Regions from separate parts of the Homo sapiens genome. Here region 2 is linked to region 1. Evidence: chromatin loops called from intact Hi-C (ENCODE). Cell type or tissue: dorsolateral prefrontal cortex. All regions are shown on one strand. Each heading gives the region's core, and the rest is flanking DNA. Links, peaks and the distances in the headings are about the cores only.

Region 1 (9,739 bases), core at 792-8,791:
GACATGGTCTCAAGATGAAATATATTAAATTGTGTTGACAATGAATAGGCTAAGCACTTCTATTGCTATCAATATGAAGAATCACCTATTATCATTCACAGCTGTTTCCAAATGCGGACATTTTGTCGTTAATCTTCAGTACAGCCATTATCTTACTTGGCAGAGAAAGTAGAAAAGTAGTCATTGCTTTGATCACTGTTAAAATAAGTTAGTTTCATATGAATTGTAAGCCTTTTTAGTGGCCACCAAAACATTTGTGACTTTCATCAGCCGATTTTATCCCAAATCAGTACATCTGATCACAAAGAACAAAGGGGTGAGACGACAGAGATGAATCAAAATGACCTATCTCCCCTATTCCTGTCATTCCCTAAGGCAGCACATTCCCTGCCACAGCTCATCAAGAAAAGGAACATTTATTAGGTGTATTACCGAATCATTGACATTCAATTGGGAAAGGTGAAGCAGTATATTACGGAAAAAGATTCATTAAAAGAGTGAGATCTTATGTAATTGTTGGAGAAGCTGGAGAAGGAAGGATCCAGAGGGAGAAATGGAGGATCTGAGAAAGGATCCAGCCAGCTGTCCCAAGGCACTGGAGCTGGTGGGAAGGTCTATGCTTGCAGGGGAATCTCAGAGGCACATGTGTCCAGTTGCCAGAGTAGGGCTATCAAGGGGAGCTAGGGAAGGGCTTGTGGAAGCTAGCACCGTGGCAGCCACTGCTTCTGGAGGAATTTGGCCAAGTGTTTGGTGAACCTGGGGCTGTTGCTGGTAGGCAGTGCTGGCAGTCACAAGGAAGAGCTGGACACAAAGCTGGGGGCAGTGAGGACAAGCTGGTGTAAGTTAGCACCTCTGAGTTGGTGTCCATATTTAGCCACAGGCACCTGCAAAGAGTAAGGGCTACTGCTTCATTTCTGTCTCCCAAAAGTCATACTAGTTCTTAGCCTGCAACCACCCAGGAAAAGAGATTCTTGGAAATGTAGTTCCAGATCAACCAGGTCCATGCAGTTGAGACCATCAGAGTGACAGTGTGGGGCTCTGTGCAGAGTGTCGGTGAGCTTTCCTTGAACATTCTCATCCCCTGCTCCTTGGCAGACACTTCAAGTAGGTGTCACAGCAAGCCCCCCAAGGGCAGGGACTCTTTATGTCTCACTCATCTTTTTCTCACCATTCTCAACTCAGAACTTACAGTGGGGGACAAGAGGAGAGGAGAAGAGAAAGTAGTCAGGGCTGGATACAGTAGGTATAATTTTACAATACCTCCTTTGGCCATGCTGTAGAATGACTGACTGCAAAGACTGGAGAGTGGTTCTGCAGCAAATGCTAGACTGCCCCTCTTGTCCCTGTCCCCCACTTGTAGCACTGTCCCCCTCAGATGGGTAACCAGTTAACTTTTTCTTATCTACTGTTGGGGTTCAGAAACCGATATCCTAAAATATGGCATGTGGACACGCTAAACTGAAGAAGAAGCCTCAAGGTCTCTTTGACCTTGCCTTGCCACCATCTGTCCCAAAACTGTTGTCTGCCTAAGATCCAGACTTACCAAAAGGAACAACTGTGTCTTCTTCCCCTCGCTGTCAGACCGAGAATGTAACCATACCTGAACAGACCTTTTCACTGCCAAAGGGAACTATTTAAAAGTTCATCTCTGTTCCTAGATCCATTCATTTTCCCTAGTAATCCCCTCCACAGAATTCCTCTTCTCCCCTCTCCCATAGCCTGTTTTGCCAGGATAGCGTATAAGCTTCTGAACCACCTTGTGGGGTGGGCAATCATATTGTGATTTTCCTTGTGCATGCACCTAAAAATAAATAAATAAATAAATAAATTTGTATGCCTTTTCTCCAATTAATCTGCCTTTTGCAAGTTAATTTTTCAGCAAACCTTCAAAGGGCCAAGGGGCAAACTTTCACCTCGTCCCCTACATCTCTTAAAAGTTAGTTAGACTCACAAGTTGCATTGAGCTAGTCATCAGGAATACAGAGATAGCACATAAGGTGCTCACTTTTAAGGCATTTAAGGGAGCAGGATGACATAAAGTCATGAAAGGTTAAATAGAAAAGTGATAGAAGAGAAAAATGAGATTTTTACAAATGCCAAGTTCAAAGGAGGAAAATCCACTGTGTCTCAGCACTGTGAGGGAAAGTTTCTTGAGGGAAGTAGTGCAGGCAAAGGCCTTGAAGATTGGGAGGGACATGATAAACTCAGCACCTGCCATCGTGTCAGTCAGCTTTGGGGATGAAGAAAGCACATGTGGCCTCAACGTGTTACTGCTGGCAGAGGTGGAACTAGTCAAATTATTCAGTTCTACTACACAAGGAGAAAAAAAAATAATAAAGACTAAGATTAGAGTAACTCAGGAAGGAAAAGTAGGACAAATTTACATGATAAGAAAATAAAGAACATAGAAAAAAATCTGTCTGTATCTATTTTGAATCTCTACAAAAATTCAATAAAAATGACAACAGATATGCCTAAAAATGGCTGTGTATTATGGTAGGAACTGTGTTTTTCCTGTGGTTGAGACATTTTGTCTTTAATATATTAATGTGTGTGTGAGACTGGGAGTTCATTCTCCAAATGGAATTATATTATTGGATCAGCACACAATTTTTGAGTCAGAATACAATTTGGATCAGAATTATGATTTTTTAAAAATCCTGTGGCTTAATTGCCAATTCAGGAAAATTAATATGCTCCAGAAAAGGCCCTGCAGAATAAAGTAGGCCAAGGGTTATAATGCAATTGAAGACCATGAACTGGGTCAGCTTTAGTTTAACAGTTCCTTTCCCTCAATGGCATTTCCTTAAAAACGATCCTGATTCTTTAGTTGTGTTTAATTTTGCTCTAATTTTACTTTTCCTCTCTTTGTAATAAGGCCTGGATTATTTCCACTACAGGTTAGCAAATTGGCCACTATTTTCTCTGTATGTCAAAAAGTGTAAATGACAAATGTTCCGCTTTTCTCTAGCATAATTAAATTTGGCCTGCAGTTTAAATCCACATAGAGACCATTATTTTCAAACTGAAAGCAATGGATATCCTCAAATTACTTAGAAGCACTGTCATTATGCACAGACACAAAATTTCTGTAATTTAGAATAAGCCAAATAGATACAAGGCTAATCGTTTCATCGTATTTAGCCTAAGAATAAGACCACAGAGAGGATATGATGATAGCTTCTCCCTATTTAAAGGCTGAAGTAAGCAGCAGAGTCAGGATGGACTAATGAAAACATTCTCATAGTCAAAGATCTATGTTTGAAACTCCTCCTTCTGCAACTTAATTCTCCTTGTGCAATGTAAAGATTGACTGGTTTCCACATTCATAAACTGTGGACTGTGATGAGAAACATCTGAAAGAATAAAATGAGGTAATGCTGCTGAAAGCACTTTGAAAACCATAAAGCACCAAACAAATATTAGCTGTCAATATCAGCAACAACCCAAAATACTGCATAATGTCATCTGTGATAAGAAATATATTTGTAACTGGATAAAAGAAACCTCAATAAATATTTATTGATTAATAATAATTAGATGGTTATGGTGGAACCAAAGTACCAAAGTGTGACAGCGTATTAGAATCTTGCAGCTTCGAAAATTCAAAAAATTTGTACAAGAAATAGTTGCCTGAATTCCTACCCAGTATCAGAGCTTCCATGATTAGTAGCCAATCACGTACATATTTTCTTTTTTTTTTCTTCTAGATGTATCAGGGCATTTTCCCCCTGGACTTTGTTTCTTCAGCTAAAAAACATGACCTTTGACTTTCTGAGCAGCTGTATATATTTTTCGAAGATCAATCAGGGGAAAAAAATCACTGGAAATGGCAAGTGGATGGGACAGTGCTGCACAGTGTAAATGACAGCTGAAGGTTGACAAAAACGCAGCCCCCACTTCAGTTCACTGCTCTGTAGCAAATGTCTCAGTTACTCATAGAACTAAGCCACTCTGAAGGACATTCTGGCAGAAATACTCCTGCCTGCTTTTTAAAAAGAATGTGTGGTGGGTGATGGTGGAATGGCGGGGAAGGTGGAGTGGAAACTCTAAACATTTGCTCCTATCTGTCAGAAATCATCATCTGAGATAATTTTATTATTAGGGAGGGAAAGCAAACCTCAAGCCGTTGCTTTGACCACAGAGGCCAGAGGTGTTTGTGTTTGTTTCAAGATATTGAGTCCGGAGTTGAGATCTGGTATTTTGCTGGTGACTGCTGAAGAGGAGGGATTTGGCTCCTGGCAGAACATAAAGCCAAGCTGACAACAAAGCTTTCCTTTCAAGCTATCCAAATGAACACATTTCTAATCTGAAATTCAAATACTTGACAACAGAGAGCCTGTGAGCTGGGCTTTGAACAGGAAATTGCTTCATGGTTTTAGCATAATGAATTAGGCAGTTAGACTAAATCCATTTAGCAGGAAAAGAATGCTTTCACATGCTAGTGAAAGAAAGGAGGGGGGCAAAACCTTCTTAATTTCCCAAATTTCACAGGACTTACAGACACAAATGCTCCATATAAATTTTATCTGTTGTGTTCTATAATTGGTATGTAAAAAACCGTCAGGTCCTGGTATTCAGAAATCACCTTTGTTAGAAAATGCTGCGCCTTTTAATGTTGGGGAAACTGAATGTGATGAATAAAGGTTAACAGTTCTCATCTTTCTCCGCGTCCTGTTCTTTCCATGCCAGTGGTGAATGCATTTTAATTCTGGAACTCTTTTTTAGTGGCTGCCAGTGTTAAGTTCAACAGATACAATATTGCACTCTTTTGGGGAACAGGGAAGAGATGGGGAAGAAGAGAGGAATCCTCTCGCCTTCCTGGACACTGGGCTGAGAATTGCACCTCTGAATCTCAGTCCTGAACACAGGAGGAGCTGCCCAGTCATCCGGGCTTGTGACAACAGAGGTGGGGGCGAGGGAGGGGTAAAGTTTGCTTGTGTCAGGTCCATGTAACAAGATTGACCTTGAGAGAGCCTGTTGACAGACATCCCTTGGGAAGGAGAGAGCTAGAGAAAATGAAAAACTTTTAAAAAGGAAGAAACAAAGAAAAGCAACAGTACTAATAGCATAAACAAGACAAAGATCCTGAGAGAGGAGAGGGTTAAATCCTGTCCCAGGGACGCTCGCAGAGAGGAGGGTTGATCTGTAACCAGCCACAGCAGCACTTCCTAGAGGCTTGCTGACTATCGACACTTTGTTGTGTGGGGCACCGCCTCTGAGCTTGGGCCCAAAGAAGACAGCTAAGGGAACAGTGTTCTGTGTAATCACTCTGCCACCAGAGAGGACACATGCATAATAAGCTTTGACATCTTTGCATTTACAACTTGCTAGGTAATAGACCCAAACTGTTTCTGGCTCCCCACCTCTATGGAAACAAAATGTAAATAAATATGGCTTCTTTTTAATCATTGTTTTCAACTTTCCTTTCAGAGGGAACAGTGAAGGCCGTCCAGTTGTCATGGTGATGAAGACACTATGACAAATTACATTACAAAGGGATGGTTTTAAAACCACTAATGTGTACCAAGCACCTAATTCATATTTACAGTTAAAATAAAAGAACTGCGTCTCAATTTCATCAGTGCTAAGGAAATCACCCTTCTTGGCGCAGACTGGGAGACCCTGACAAGCAAATAGGTTGGTTATAGGATCACCTACTTGAATGGATGACTAATGAATTAAGCTGGGAACTATTGACATTTAAATGCATGAGAACAGTTCTGATCTGGAATAGTAATGATCACTCCAGGAGCGGAATATGAATATTTAAAGGACTCTCTGCCTTGTGAGTTGGGCTGAGGCACCAGGCAGAACTAGTCAAAATTCCTTCAGGATAGTACCTCAACCCAAGGAGTGTGAGATGGGCAGAGAGGAGAGTCTGATAGCCAACTAGCTCAAATTTATCTAGGGAAAACAGGATGGAATTCCAAATTTAAGCCTGTTGCCAGATATAATATTCCAGAGTCTGGAGAGAGAAGGGGCTGTTTGCGGGAGGGGCATACACAGAAGCAGGTCCTGAGAGATGAGCTTTTTTGCCCACAGAAGCCAAGAATCCCTTTAATGGGGGCAAAGTCTTTAATTGTATGAGAAAAGAGAAAGCGTGAAACGTAAGTGAGCCTCGGAGAGCTAAAGTAGAATGAAATTCATGTTGGCTTAGAAAGGGCTCATATTAGAGCTTTCTTATGGGGAGGAGAGAAATCTCTAAGGACGGGTTTCTCAAATATAGGCTCTTGCAGATGCTGAGAATATCTTTGCAGACCTGCCCCACAACTCTCCCCCAAGAGAGTTTTACAGGCTCTCTTCAAGGAGCTGGAAGCACTGAAAAGGCAGTGACAGATGAGAATAGTTGGGAGCATCAGAGACACTGAACATTTGTCCATCCAAGTCCTTTTAAGAGCAGAGGAAAGGGAAACATTGTATCTCCCCTCCCGGCCTCCACTCCAGGAATTAGAAAGAGTTTAGGCTAAAAAGGTCTGTTACAAGCTCAATATTTCCTTCAGATTTAGAGACTTATCTTAAAAATTCTTGAGTAATTTATTTTCAGTTCCAGTATGTGTTGATATCATCTTAATATAAAAATGATTTAAAATCTACTGTTGCCAGGCACAGTGGCTCACGCCTGTAATCCCAGCACTTTGGGAGGCCGAGGTGAGCAGATCACTTGAGGTCACAAGTTTGAGACCAGCTGGCCAACATGGTGAAAGCCTGTCTCTATTAAAAATACAAAAAAATTAGCCTGGTGTGGTGGCGGGCACCTGTAATCCCAGCTACTTGGGAGGCTGAGACAGGACAATCGCAGGAGGCAGAGGTTGCAGTGAGCCGAGATTGCACCACTGCACTTCAGCCTGGGCAATAGAGCAAGACTCCATCTAAAAAAAAAAAAAAAAATCTACTATCAAGCTAACTTGAACTTCAGGAAGAGGTGCCATGCTTACTGTGTGGCTTTGCAGGAACTTGGCTCCCTGCTCCTGGGCTGCCTCCAAGTTGAGGAAAATGGACCTGTGACCAGCTCTTTACATAATTATTGCAAAAAGAGTAGCCAAAAGCCCAGCTCTGGCTGTTGTTTTCATATTCAGTTCAACCCTATCTCAAAACAGGTAAAGTAATTTAAGAACTTTCCTTTCTTTTAGCTCTTCCATGTTGCCCCTAAAGAATTAACTGAATGGGCTGGGTGCAGTGGCTCACGCCTGTAATCCCAGCACTTTGGGAGGTCGAGGTGGGCGGATCAGCTGAGGTCAAGAGTTTGAGACCAGCCTGGCCAACATGGTGAAACCCCATCTCTACTAATAATACAAAAATTAGCCAGGTGTGGTGGTGTGTGCCTGTAAGCCCAGCTACTCCGGAGGCTGTGGCAGGAGAATTGCTTGACCCGGAGAAGGGGAGGTTGCAGTGAGCCGAGATTGCGCCACTGCACTCCAGCCTGGGCAACACAGTGAGACTCCATCTCAAAAAAAAAAAAAAAATTAACTGAATGGAAAACTTGATAAGGTTACTTCAATCTTTTCCTACCTCAACCTCTAAAGATTTAGCATCTCCTTTGGGATGGTTTTTTTCTCTCTTAGTATGTAAAATATAGTTAGAAACAAATTGCTAATAAGAAATACAAATTGACTGTAAATGCAAATTTACCCCATCAACCTAAACTAAGTCATCTTTCTCTCCTCACCCTTTTGGAGACAACAGATTTTAATTAAGTATTAGCATAGGCAAAGGGCAAGCCTTACAGGTACATTGCTGAGGAAAATCCTCCAGTGTTTGCATGCCGTTCAACAGTGCATTTTTCTGCTTGTCACCAGGTGGTCCCTTAGTGTGGGGACTGCAGAGGCATCTCAAGCCTGTGGGACAGACCCCCATTTGGCGGGCTGATGGAGCTTTTCCAGCATTGCAACAAACTATACCCCTTTAAAAGGGAAAATATAACAACAGAAGTTAGGAGAAACATTAGCCATCTATTTGTATCATTTCATTAGTGTTCATTAAAGTTTTTAGTAAAACAGCTAATATAGAACAGGCAGAATAATGTTCTTATTCTTAGCCATAAAATTGAGTTCACCATATATATAGTTAAGGTAGGTCAATGGCCTTCCTCAAACTCCACTTGTTTGTGTACTATCTTCGTAGATCATCTACACAAAATTATTTTCTTTTTCCATTGTATAACTTTAAATTATTTTTGTTTTCTTGGATTTATTATAAGCAAGAATATTGATGAAATGATAATTTTGATATGCTAATGTATCTAAATATATTAAAATAAGTAATTATTAAAATACAGGGTAGAATAGTGTGTCCATCTGCCACCTATACATCTTGTGAAACCCCAGTATTACACATAAAACAGGTAACGCTGGACTACATCAAGCCCTACAGTGATCAGTAAGGGGTTAAACACGGAGAAAGGAAGTAGACCAGATTGCCTATATTCTGTAGGTGGAAGCTTTGGGCTTTGGATTTCAAGGAAGGGTATTTTGGGCCACAGGCAGGCCAGGAAGAGAGGGAGCGCTGGGCTCCTCTAGGAATTCCTGAGGGGGGCTGGGGGCTAAAGAGTGCATTGCTGAATCCACAGGTATGCAGAGCTGGCACTAGAGAACCGTGGCCCAACCTATATCCTGCTCATCCTGGATCACTGCTGGTGCAGGGAGGGAGAGAGACAATGAACTGTTAGATGACAAGGCAGACAGTGCCTGTCTGTCAGTTTCCTCTGCATTTGTAACTGTGGGTGGGTTATTATTGGAATAGAGTAAGATCAACTGATATAAAAAAATAAGAATGCCTCTTTTTCCTTTGTAGGCAAACCAGTTTGAAGGGTTCAGTAAATGATCCCTGTTTTTGTACCTGCAGCCCATGAGCATGGTGAAAGAGATCAATGTTTTCCTAGGGGAGTGTGCAGATACTGCAAAAGTTTCCAGCTGAAGCAGAATGTTACATTGAAAGGTCTTGGGCAGCAGCCCATGTGTGGCCAGTGAGGTTGCATGCTGCCCTGGTGCTGACTAGGCAGGGGAGCATGCGAACATCACCATATCCAGAATTACCCTGGAGGGTCTTGGGAAATGGGCCACTCTAGGCTGACATTTCATCCAGACCTTCCCTATTTTCAGCCATGTTCCCCTTGGAGTATAAACACTGGCTAGACAAATAAGAGAAAAGATGTGACAGTGTGGGGTCAAGGTCTAGGTCTTGCTATTGCTGTAATTTGTTAGTTTTCCAATAAATTAAATCCCTAAGTAGATCAAAGTTATAAGACTGTTATAAGACTGTGCCTAGCATAGTGCCCAGGATACTGTTCTACCACTAATAATAGGGCAATACAACACATTGTGCTTGCTATTTATAGGCCACTCTTCTGAGTTCGTTACAAGTAGTAATTCATTTAATCCTCATCATAAATTATATTCAATATATATGATTCCCACTTCACAGATGGCGAAATTAAGCCCCAGAGTGGCTATTTTGTCTGTGGTCATGCAGCTAGTGTGAGGCAGAGCTTTGAGAATCCGGGCAGCCTGGCTTTAGAGTGCCCTTAGAACTACTGCACTATTCTGTTTTGCTTACTCAATATGGAATGGATGGGAGGAAGGTGAAATAGGGGCTTATATGACCTACTGAGCTTGATGTCTTTGATCCTATGTGCCACCAGAAACTTAGTGGTTGTGAGTCCACTACTTGTGCTAGAAAGATCAGGGATTTCCTTCCCTCCCACACTCAAAACTAAAATAAATGAATGGAAGGTTCAACT
Region 2 (9,739 bases), core at 674-8,673, 120 kb before region 1:
TGACTAGTATCTCAGTATTAAATTTGGTTTGTGTAGCTATTGCATTGTATTAGTGATAAGTTTGGCACATATTTTAGTCATATAATTTCTACACATCCAGGTTTATTGATTTTTTTTAAGGAAACTAATAATAAAAGAAAACATGGCTAATAAACAGCTTGGTTCATACAGATATTTCTGGCCAGGCACAGTGGCTCACGCCTGTAATCCTAGCACTTTGGGAGTCCGAGGTGGGCGGATCGCGAGGTCAGGAGATCAAGACCAGCCTGGCCAGCATGGTGAAGCCCCGTCTCTACTAAAAATACAAAACTTAGCCGGGCATGGTGATGCGCACCTGTAGTCCCAGCTACTTGGGAGGCTGGGGTAGGATAATCCGTTAAACCTGAGAGGAGGAGATTGCAGTGAGCCAAGATTGCGCTACTGCACTCCAGCCTGGTGACAGAGCGAAACTCCGTCGCAAAAAAAAAAAAAAAAAGATATTTCTATGTAATACATTTAATGTATTTAGAAATGTGTTGAAAGTTAAAATAACACAGGATAATTTTCACTATAATTGGATAGATGGGAGAGTGGGGATTTACTGAGCCAGGGAAGGAATTAGAGTGATTGATCTGGGAGCAGAGTCCTTTTCTATGTCTAGTTAATTACAGTGCTCAGAACCTTGTGAACAATGCTGAATGTGGAATTATTAAATTTGATGGTTGGGGAATGATTTTAAAACTTACTAACAAATCCTCTTAGTTTTATAAGGGATCCCCAATTTCAGTAATCCACAGAAGACTAAGCACTTCCAGGACTAACAAAAATTTCTTGTTTTGGTAATTAAAAAATTAAATCTCTCCCTGAACCCCTCCCTCAAAGAAAACATGATTTTTCTGGCATGATTTTTTCAAGTTGAAACACACTGAATTCCTATTATAATCCTGGTTTCGAGGGAATTTTTAGGCTAGAACTGTGTCTGCCTTGAAATGAAAAAGATGATATTCAGGGAGAAACGGTGATTGCACTCTTTTAATTTACTAGAACCTGTCTAGATGTTTAACATTTAAGTATTCAGAGAGTTCTCAAGGTCCTGTTGGGGGAAAATACATGTTTAGTGATTGGCCAGATTTTCTTAAAGTTGTTATTTTATTTCTAGGTATATATCTGGAACTTCACTTGAGTGATTTAACAGTTTTCCACAGTGGGTAGAGTTGGGGAGGCTCTTCTCTGAAGTGGTGGGAGAAGGGGTGGAAAGTTACAAAATATTGAAATGTACAGTTGAGAGCCACATATTCTGCTTTAATTTTCAGGCCTTTTCCTTTTGCCTTCCAGTTATGGCTGATGGTAGAGGAGAGGAGGCTTTGGCTCACGTTCAATGTGTTTCTTAAAGCGCTGTGGAGGAAGAACAAAACCTCCTCTTCAAAGGCGTTCTCTGTGGCGCCTATTTCAGGATTAAACAGTTTTAGGCTCTGTTATGACTTTCATGGAGTCATGGCTGTTTTTTTATTGAGGTCAACATCTCCTTCTGTTCCCCAGCAAATCCCAGGGAAGTGTGAGTCAGAGTCAATGAAATCACACTGGGAATGAATGGTGGTGTTACACTGTCAGACCCAGAGTTGCGTGTTTCTGCAGATGATTGTTGTACTGGACAACAGAGCAGACAATGAAGATTTTAAAATATATATGTGTTGTCAGTAAAAAGGAGCTAATTAGGATAGCTTTAATTTGGGGTCTGGTCTGAGAGCCAGGAGATCTGGAATTCTGCCATGAATGGGCTTTGTAATCTTGAGCAAGCAACTTAACATTTCTGGGCTTCAATTTTCCCACTTAAAAGTAAGACTGCATGATCTCTAAAGTTTCTTTTGGCAAGATGGTTCTATAATTTTCCTTTAGTTTACCACAAAGAGCCTTGGGCCAGAAAATTCCCTGAAAACTTCTTTTTAACATAAGATAAATCTGATGAATACCACCAATGTAAAAATAAATCATTAATAGGTGCATATGTTATTTGTAGTAGTATTTGTTTCTTAAATGCTAATCTTTGGTAAATTGCTTGATCATTTGGTATGCAACATACTGTAAGTGTATTACATATTGTATTTGTATTTTATATTTGGAAGTGCCACTGAGCGTTACATATGGCTGTTCTGGATTTGTCAATAATATTCCCTGTGCATTCCATATGGGAACAGCTATGCAGTCCTTATATGGTAATATCCCTTTTACTTTATATGGTGCCATTTATGATTTGTATAATTTATTCATATGTGTTTTATAGTCTTGCACTTTCTCAAAATATACCTTTAAGAAGAAAATAATAATTAGAATAGCTCTGTATAATAAAATTCCCGTCTCCCTTCTCTCCCCTCCCCTCCCCTCCCCTCCATTCTCCCCTCCCCTCCATTCTCCCCTCCCCTCCATTCTCCCCTCCCCTCCATTCTCCCCTCCCCTCCCCTCTCCTCTCCCCTCCCCTCCCCTCCTTCCCTCCCTCCCTCCCTTCCTTCCTTCCTTCCTTCCTTCCTTTTCTCTTTCTATAAACTATTAACTGACTCTAAGGAAGATTATTTTCTAGACGAAAATCTGTAATTTATGTTGTTAACTTTCAGGAATGCTTTCAGATAGCAAAATCATATGTATTTAACTTGTATATTATTTAATCTTGGTTAAATATAACTTCAAATTTTGTTTCATATCTTTAAATCTTACATTTTCATAAGGACATGTAATTGTGACTGTAGTTCTTTATATATTTTACATATTAATATCATTTATATTGTGAAGGCTTAAAAAGGGTAAAGATTATACCTGCTAATAATTCACTTTGTTTTGATTCAAACTCGTATGCCTTAATTGAAATGGCATACAGCAAGAAACGCTCCACTTTGTGTAAGAAAGCATCACTTTTTATTGTCATGAATTAGCTATGAAATGGTCTCATTTTCAAAGAGATATGCAGGACATATGCTTGCACATTCTGTTAGCAGTTAGTGATCCAAGTGGAGAAAACATTTCCATGAGAAAAGCAAGTTACATAATGAAAAGAACACTAATAATCCAGAGAAGACTATCAAAAAATTCCGTATCATCCACATGAATGATATGCATTTTGAAATGTTTAAAATAAGAAGTGTTTTCTTTGTTGATGATAATTTGTATTTAGTTAATGTCCTAACAAGATCATCCAGGATATTTTCTTTAGTGAAATCCTCCCCTGCTCAGAAAAGCATGTTTAAGACAAAGAGGCCTTTCTTTGTTGCTGTTGGTTGAAGTGCATACTGCGTGTGCTCTGATGGTACATTCATTTTCCTGACTCATCTGCAGCTTCAAAAAATTGCATGTTTGTTTGGCTGTTTGAAAAAACCTTCCAGTATTTTTTTCTCATGTCTGAAATGGTTCATATTAAAGCTTTCATAATACCCTTCAGTTTCTGTGTTAAATTGATGTTTAAATTGGAAAGAAAGTGGGAACCTTGGCAGTTTAGATAATTCACTTCATCTGGTGGCCAGCTATGTTAACAATCACATCATATGCCAGCACTTAGATGAGATGAAAGGAGCCCCAGGGGCACTGAAGCTACATTTTAGGAGCAGAGGGAAAATACAGTTAGAGTTCTTTGTTTCATCATTTTATTCTATAAAATGGTAAATTATTTTGACCAGAATTTTAAAGTGTTAAAAGAACAATTTAAAGGTTATGTGATGGCTTAGCTGTGAAGCTGAATGCAGATTGTTGATCAGTATGCTGGACAGAAAGTGCTGAGCCCCATGTCAGCAAATGATGTCTTTTATTCTCTGTGTATTGAGTGCTGTGAGGAAATGGTGATATTGTTAGCATATGAATAACATCAAAGCCCTCCACTGGAAGATAAACCTCCATCTTCTGAAATAGAGTGCACAGCCTCTCCTCGTGTATTGAAGTGCCTCCGTTTCTAACAGTGTGTTCTGTCCAACCCCAGAGCAGTTTCATCCAGACAAGTTGATATTCAGCACTGGGTTGCTGGTGCATGACTGCACATTCCATCACTTAGGAGAAAACATTTTCGCATCAAATTGCCTTTCTATATGAAGGGTAGGAAGGCTATTAGCTTGTTTGTTGTTGTTGTTGTTGTTTTTTGTTTTTTTTTTTTTAGATTTTTGGGAGGGGGAAGCAACATTTTCTTTTGAGGTCCTGCAAGATGTTCACGATTTTTATTATTATTTGTCCTAAAAATGAGGGACTGATCTAACCAGTTGATAAGAAAGATAGTGGATAACGTAACTGCCTCTTCATCTCTGAATGCAGACATGACTCTTTTCACTGCTGCTGGATTCTTCAATCAATACTGACATGCTGGCCAGACACAGTTTAAAAATAATGCATTGGTCCCATTCTTCTCTCTGTGAATATCATTTGAGCATGATAAGTAGTTCTCTTCATGCACCTTCCCTTCCTAGCTATCCTGATAAACAAATGCTGCTGATACTCAAAATGGAATTTCAGTTCAGCAGCAGAATTCCTGGGGCTTTTAGGAGCACCATCCACGTCAAATGGGTCCTGGGATGATAAACTGTATGACAGCCCATAGCAGAGCAAGTAATTCCAGATGCCTTGGATGTTTAGCCTATTAGTTCATGGGGACATGTAAGAAATAGTCAGTTTCTATTAATGTTCAATTTATTATTGGCCAAGACGCTTAGGATATGACGCTGCTAGTCATTTTCTGTAACAACTTTATGTATAGAGGAAGTCTTTCCTGAAAGGTACATGGCTGGCACTTCATTTCTGAGCTCATATGTTATGCTGACCAAAAACGTCTGTCAAAACTTAGATCAATGTCATGTGTTATATTTTCATTTTCATTACTCTTGGAATCGTTTTTAAAAAATTCATATTGCCAGCTGTTACATTAACATTCAGTTAAGTTTAGGTTAGCTGAATTCCAGCCAATGGTTTAGAAATAAGCAGGGCATAATGCTGATATGATTGACTTTCAGTTACTCTGTGTGGTTTCTCTTGCATATTTAAAGATATCTGTGTACAAAAGCAAAGAAACAACACATTTGTTTTATAAAGACTGAATGTGTAAGACTGATGGAGAGCTGTTTTGGTGTTATTGTAATAGACTAGCTTTTCTTAGTTTTTGTCTGTAACACAGTATACCAAGTTACTGTTCTCATATTCTCACTGAGTGATATACTTTGAGAATGTGAATCTTGGTTAGTTAAACTTGTTTGATTGCTGGATTCTGGGCTGCTTCCAAATGGGAGGTTGGAATCAAAAGAACAAACACAAAGGTTTCCCGGTCCTGTTAGGAATACCAAGTACTATCTCTAGATTTTCTAATTAGTTTTCAAGACAAATGCTCAGGAAATTACAACAATCGACCTGATTCAGCTCACATTTTAAACCTAGTGGACTTTAATAAGAATTAGCATTCCTACTTTTAGATGATTTTCCACTTTAGGTTTTAGTTTATTTAGTTTTTATATTTTAAGTCCTAGATTCTTTTTTTTTTTGACCCACATATTGATCAGCAAATGTCATTGCTTTAAAGTGGATTTTCCTCTCTGAAGAAGAGGCAGCTTCATTTATATCTATTCAAGAAAAATGAAAAAGACATCTTAATTCAATAATGGATAGGTTCACATGCATGGCAGAGCATAAGAGCCTGCTAGTTACTCTTTAATTATTTTTTAATAATATCCCTTGGTAATAATTTATACATTTTAAAGAACACTTTACACAGAAGTTAGGAGGGCAGAGGTTGGAATGAACCAAATGATTTCACTGATAAAAAGAATAGTCTTATTTAATGATGTCAGAGTTGGATGAACTGATGGTTTTATATGTCAGAGATTTCAAAGCATCTAAATTACTCTTGAGTTATTGCCAGCTATCCTGACTGTTTGGGATAACTATGAAACATCACACACAATCATTAATATCCAAGCTGGCAAAAAAGATGATTAAAGAGGCCTATAGATATAAGAAATATCATACTAGCAGAATTAAAAAAAATCAACTTGTCAAGTATTATTTTGAGACTAAATAGAGTATGAAAAACTTTTTGCCAGTGCAGTTTAAAACAACTTATTCTGTGAATAATGATTGAATAAGGTCATATATCTGTCCTAGAATCAGGACCTTGCTTGCCAGAGAGTCTGGTGACTAAATATGTTTCATTCTGGAATATTAGTAATAATCCCAACTCCCCAAACCCACCCTTCCAGGTTATAGTGGAATAGTAATTTCTAAGGCAACTTCAAAGTATATTTTTACTTAAAAGTCTGCTGAGTTATTTCTAGTTCTAAGTATTTTCCTTCTATTCCTATGAAACATTATCTAGCAAGTACTTAAAAATAATTTTATTTCAAAACGAGATGGCAGCCTTTCGGGTGGTATACTATAATTCTTCAGGAGCAGCTGTTTTATTTATCTTGGTCTTTTAAAAATTAGATGGATATATTTTTTCTTTTTTAGAATTGTATGTTATTTGGTCAAATGAATTATTTGGAGGAGTTAGTGATCAGGAAATGAGTACACATATATCTCTGTACTCTTATATAAGTAAATTAAAAATATTTTTAATTATTATGGACACACAATGGTTGTTATATTACATATTTATGTGGTACATGTGATGTTTTGACACAGGCATGCAATGTGTAATGATCAAATCAGGGCAATTGGGCTGTCCATCACCTCAAGCATTTATCATTTCTTTGTATTAGGAAGATTCCACTTCAACTCTTCTAGTTATTGTGTAATATACAATAAATTAGAGTTAACTATAGTTGCCCTGCTGTCTTACTGAACATTGGATCTTGTTCCTTTTGTCTAACTGTATTTTGGTACCCACTAATCATTTTCACTTTTTCTTCTCCTACCTACTACCCTTCCCAATGTTTGGTAACCTTCCTTCTACTCTTTATCTCTACGAGTTCAAGTTTTTTTAATCTATTTTTTATTTTTTAGTTCCCACTTAGAGTGAGAACGTGTGACATTTATCTTTTTGTGCCTGGCTTATTTCACTTAACATAATGTCCTTCAGTTCCATCCATGTTGTTGCAAATGTCAGGATTTCATTTTTTTTTTATGGCTGGATAATATTCCGTTGTGTGTATATACCACATTTTCTTTATTCATCTGATAATAGACACTTAGGTTGATTCCATATGTTGGATATTGTAAATACTGCTGCAATCAACATGGGACAGCACATGTCACTTTAATATACCGATTTCCTTTCTTTTGGATATATACCCAGCAGTGGGATTGCAGGATCATATGGTAGTTTGATTTTAAGTTTTTTTTGAGAAACCTCCATACTCGTTTTCATAGTCGCTATACTAATTTACATTTCTACCAACAGAGTATGAGAGTTCCCCTTTCTTCACATCCTTGCCCGCATTCATGATTGCCTGTCTTTTGTATAAAAGCCATTTTGACTGGGGTGAGGTGATATCTCATTGTTTTAATTTGCATGTCTGTGACGCTTAGTGATGTTAAGCATTTTAAAATATACCTGTTGGATATTTGTATGTCTTCTTTTGAGAAATGTTTGTTCAGATCTTTTGCCCATTTAAAAATTGGATTGTTTGTTTATTTTCTGTTAAGCTGTTTCAGCTCCTTATATGCTCTGGTTATTAATCCCTTGTCAGATGCATAGTTTGCAAATATTTTCTCCCATTCTGTTGTTTGTCTCTTGTTGATTTCTTCTTTTCTGTGCAGAAGCTTTTTAGCTTGATGTGATCCTATTTGTTAATTTTTGCTTTGGTTGCCTACACTTTTGAGGTCTTTCTCAAAAAATTTTTGCCCAGACCAAAGTCTTGGAGTGTTTCTTCAAGATTTTTGTCTAATATTAATAATTTCATAGTTTTAGATCTTAGATTTAAGTCAGATTTAAGTCTTCAAACTGTTTTTACTTTTTCTTTGTATATGGTGAGAGATAAAGGTCTAGTTTCATTCTTTTACATATGAATATCCAGTTTTCCAGCACCATTTATTGAAGACACTGTCCTTTCAGCAATGTATATTCTTGGCACCTTTGTCAAAAATGAGTTGACTGTAAAGTTCCATTGGTCTATGTGTCTGTTTTTTATGCCAGTACCATGCTGTTTTGGTTACTATAGCTTTGTAGTACAATTTGAAGGCAAGTAGTATAATGTGATGCCTCTAGGGTTTTTTGTTTGTTTGTGTGTTTTTTGCTCTGAATTGCTTTGTTTATTCTGGGTCCTGTGTTCTACATAAATTTTATAATTTTTTTTCTATTTCGTGAAGAATGTCATTGATATTTTGATAGGGATTGCATTGAATCATATAATCTGTAGATTGCTTTGTGTAGAATAGACATTTTAACAATATTGATTCTCTAATCTATGAACATAGAATATCTTTTCATATTTTTGTGTCCTCTTCAATTTCTATCAAGGTTAAATTTCAGGGTTCAAAATTTTGAGTGTCAGTGTTTACGATTTTCATCATAGATATATTTTACTCCTTAGATTAAGTTTATTCATAGTTATTTTATAGTATTTGTAGCTATTGTAAATGATATTACTTTCTCGATTTCTTTTTCAAATTGTCTGCTGTTGGTATATAGAAATGCTATTGATTTTTGTATGTTGATTTTGTGTCCTGCAACTTTACTGAATTTGTTTATCAGCCTAATAGTTTTTTGGTGAAGTCTTTAGGGTTTTCTAAATATAAGATCATATGATCTGCAAACAGCACTAATTTGACTTCTTCCTTTCCAATTTGGATGCCCTTTATTTCTTTTTCTTGTCTCATTGCTCTGGCTAGGACTTCTAGCACTATGTTGAATAAAAATGGTAATAGGGGGCATGGTTGTATTGTTCCAGATCTTAGAGGAAAGGCTTTCAGTTTTACCCCACTCAGTATAATACTAGCTGTAGATATGTTGTGTATGGTTTTTATCACATTGAGATATGTTTCTTCCATACCCCTCTCCATTAGCTGCAGACGGACCTGTCTTTGGTTCCTGGCACCCGCTCTTATTAACTGCACCTACGTTCAATATTCTGGCTGAGCATAATACTATAAGGTGTTAATTAATTCATGCTTGTAGGACATAATAACAATTAATGGATAAACTTGCAACCGCTCCCTATACCAGACCTTAGAATAAAATTCCGCAAGGCCCCCCTCACCCATTTCTGACCTCACCAACCCAGGAAAAAGGCACCCTTGCCAAACCCCAAAAACAAAAAAGTCTTAATCCAATTCAGCCAGAGCCTGAATATTTATATTTTAGCTATGGGTATTCTCAACAGCTACCCCTCAACTAATGCATTTTTTTTAAGAAACTCCACCCCATCACCCTCCCAAATCTAATTCTATTTTTATAGTGACTTCATCTGATGCATATATTCATCCGCTACTAAGCCCATAACCTAAATTGATGCACCCCCAAAAGCATCACCTATCCCCCTCCCCACTCCCCCAACCACTCACAGTACTGACAACTACCCCACCAACTCCTGCTAACTCCACTTTAAACCCCTAAGCTGTAAAACTGTGAATAATATTTGTCTCTTCTAGGCTCCAATTTTTCACTTAATGTATATACAGTTTATGTAGCTTAATTATTAAAAGCAAGACACTGAAAATGTCTAGACGGACTTATTACCCCATAAACAGATAGGTTTGGTTCTGGCCTTTCTGTTAACTCTTAGTAAGATTACACATGCAAGTATCACCATCCTAGTGAAAATACCCTCTAAATCATTATGATCAAAAGGAGTAAGAATCAAGCACA

Evidence for each region. A loop is a pair of places that touch in the nucleus more often than their neighbours do. Peaks named below come from ENCODE experiments on the same cell type or tissue, not always from the same donor. Only the 100,000 strongest peaks of a DNase experiment are listed, where the experiment ranks them.
Region 2: it touches region 1 in a loop (2.6-fold over the local background); 5 of 110 quality-filtered maps call a loop at or near these places.

What each region holds. Positions count from the first base shown.
Region 1 is chr5:123,870,744-123,880,482 of GRCh38, forward strand. No RefSeq gene overlaps it. Among named protein-coding and RNA genes, the nearest start is that of CSNK1G3, 360 kb to the left of the region's middle. RefSeq lists enhancers at 3,591-4,341, 4,342-5,091, 5,092-5,842. In dorsolateral prefrontal cortex, for the core only: a CTCF peak has its summit at 4,308; DNase peaks (open chromatin) are centred at 4,298 and 5,198; H3K4me3 peaks cover 1,972 bases; H3K27ac peaks cover 4,440 bases.
Region 2 is chr5:123,751,254-123,760,992 of GRCh38, forward strand. No RefSeq gene overlaps it. Among named protein-coding and RNA genes, the nearest start is that of CSNK1G3, 240 kb to the left of the region's middle. In dorsolateral prefrontal cortex, for the core only: no CTCF peak of the experiment used is centred there; no DNase peak of the experiment used is centred there; H3K27ac peaks cover 5,187 bases.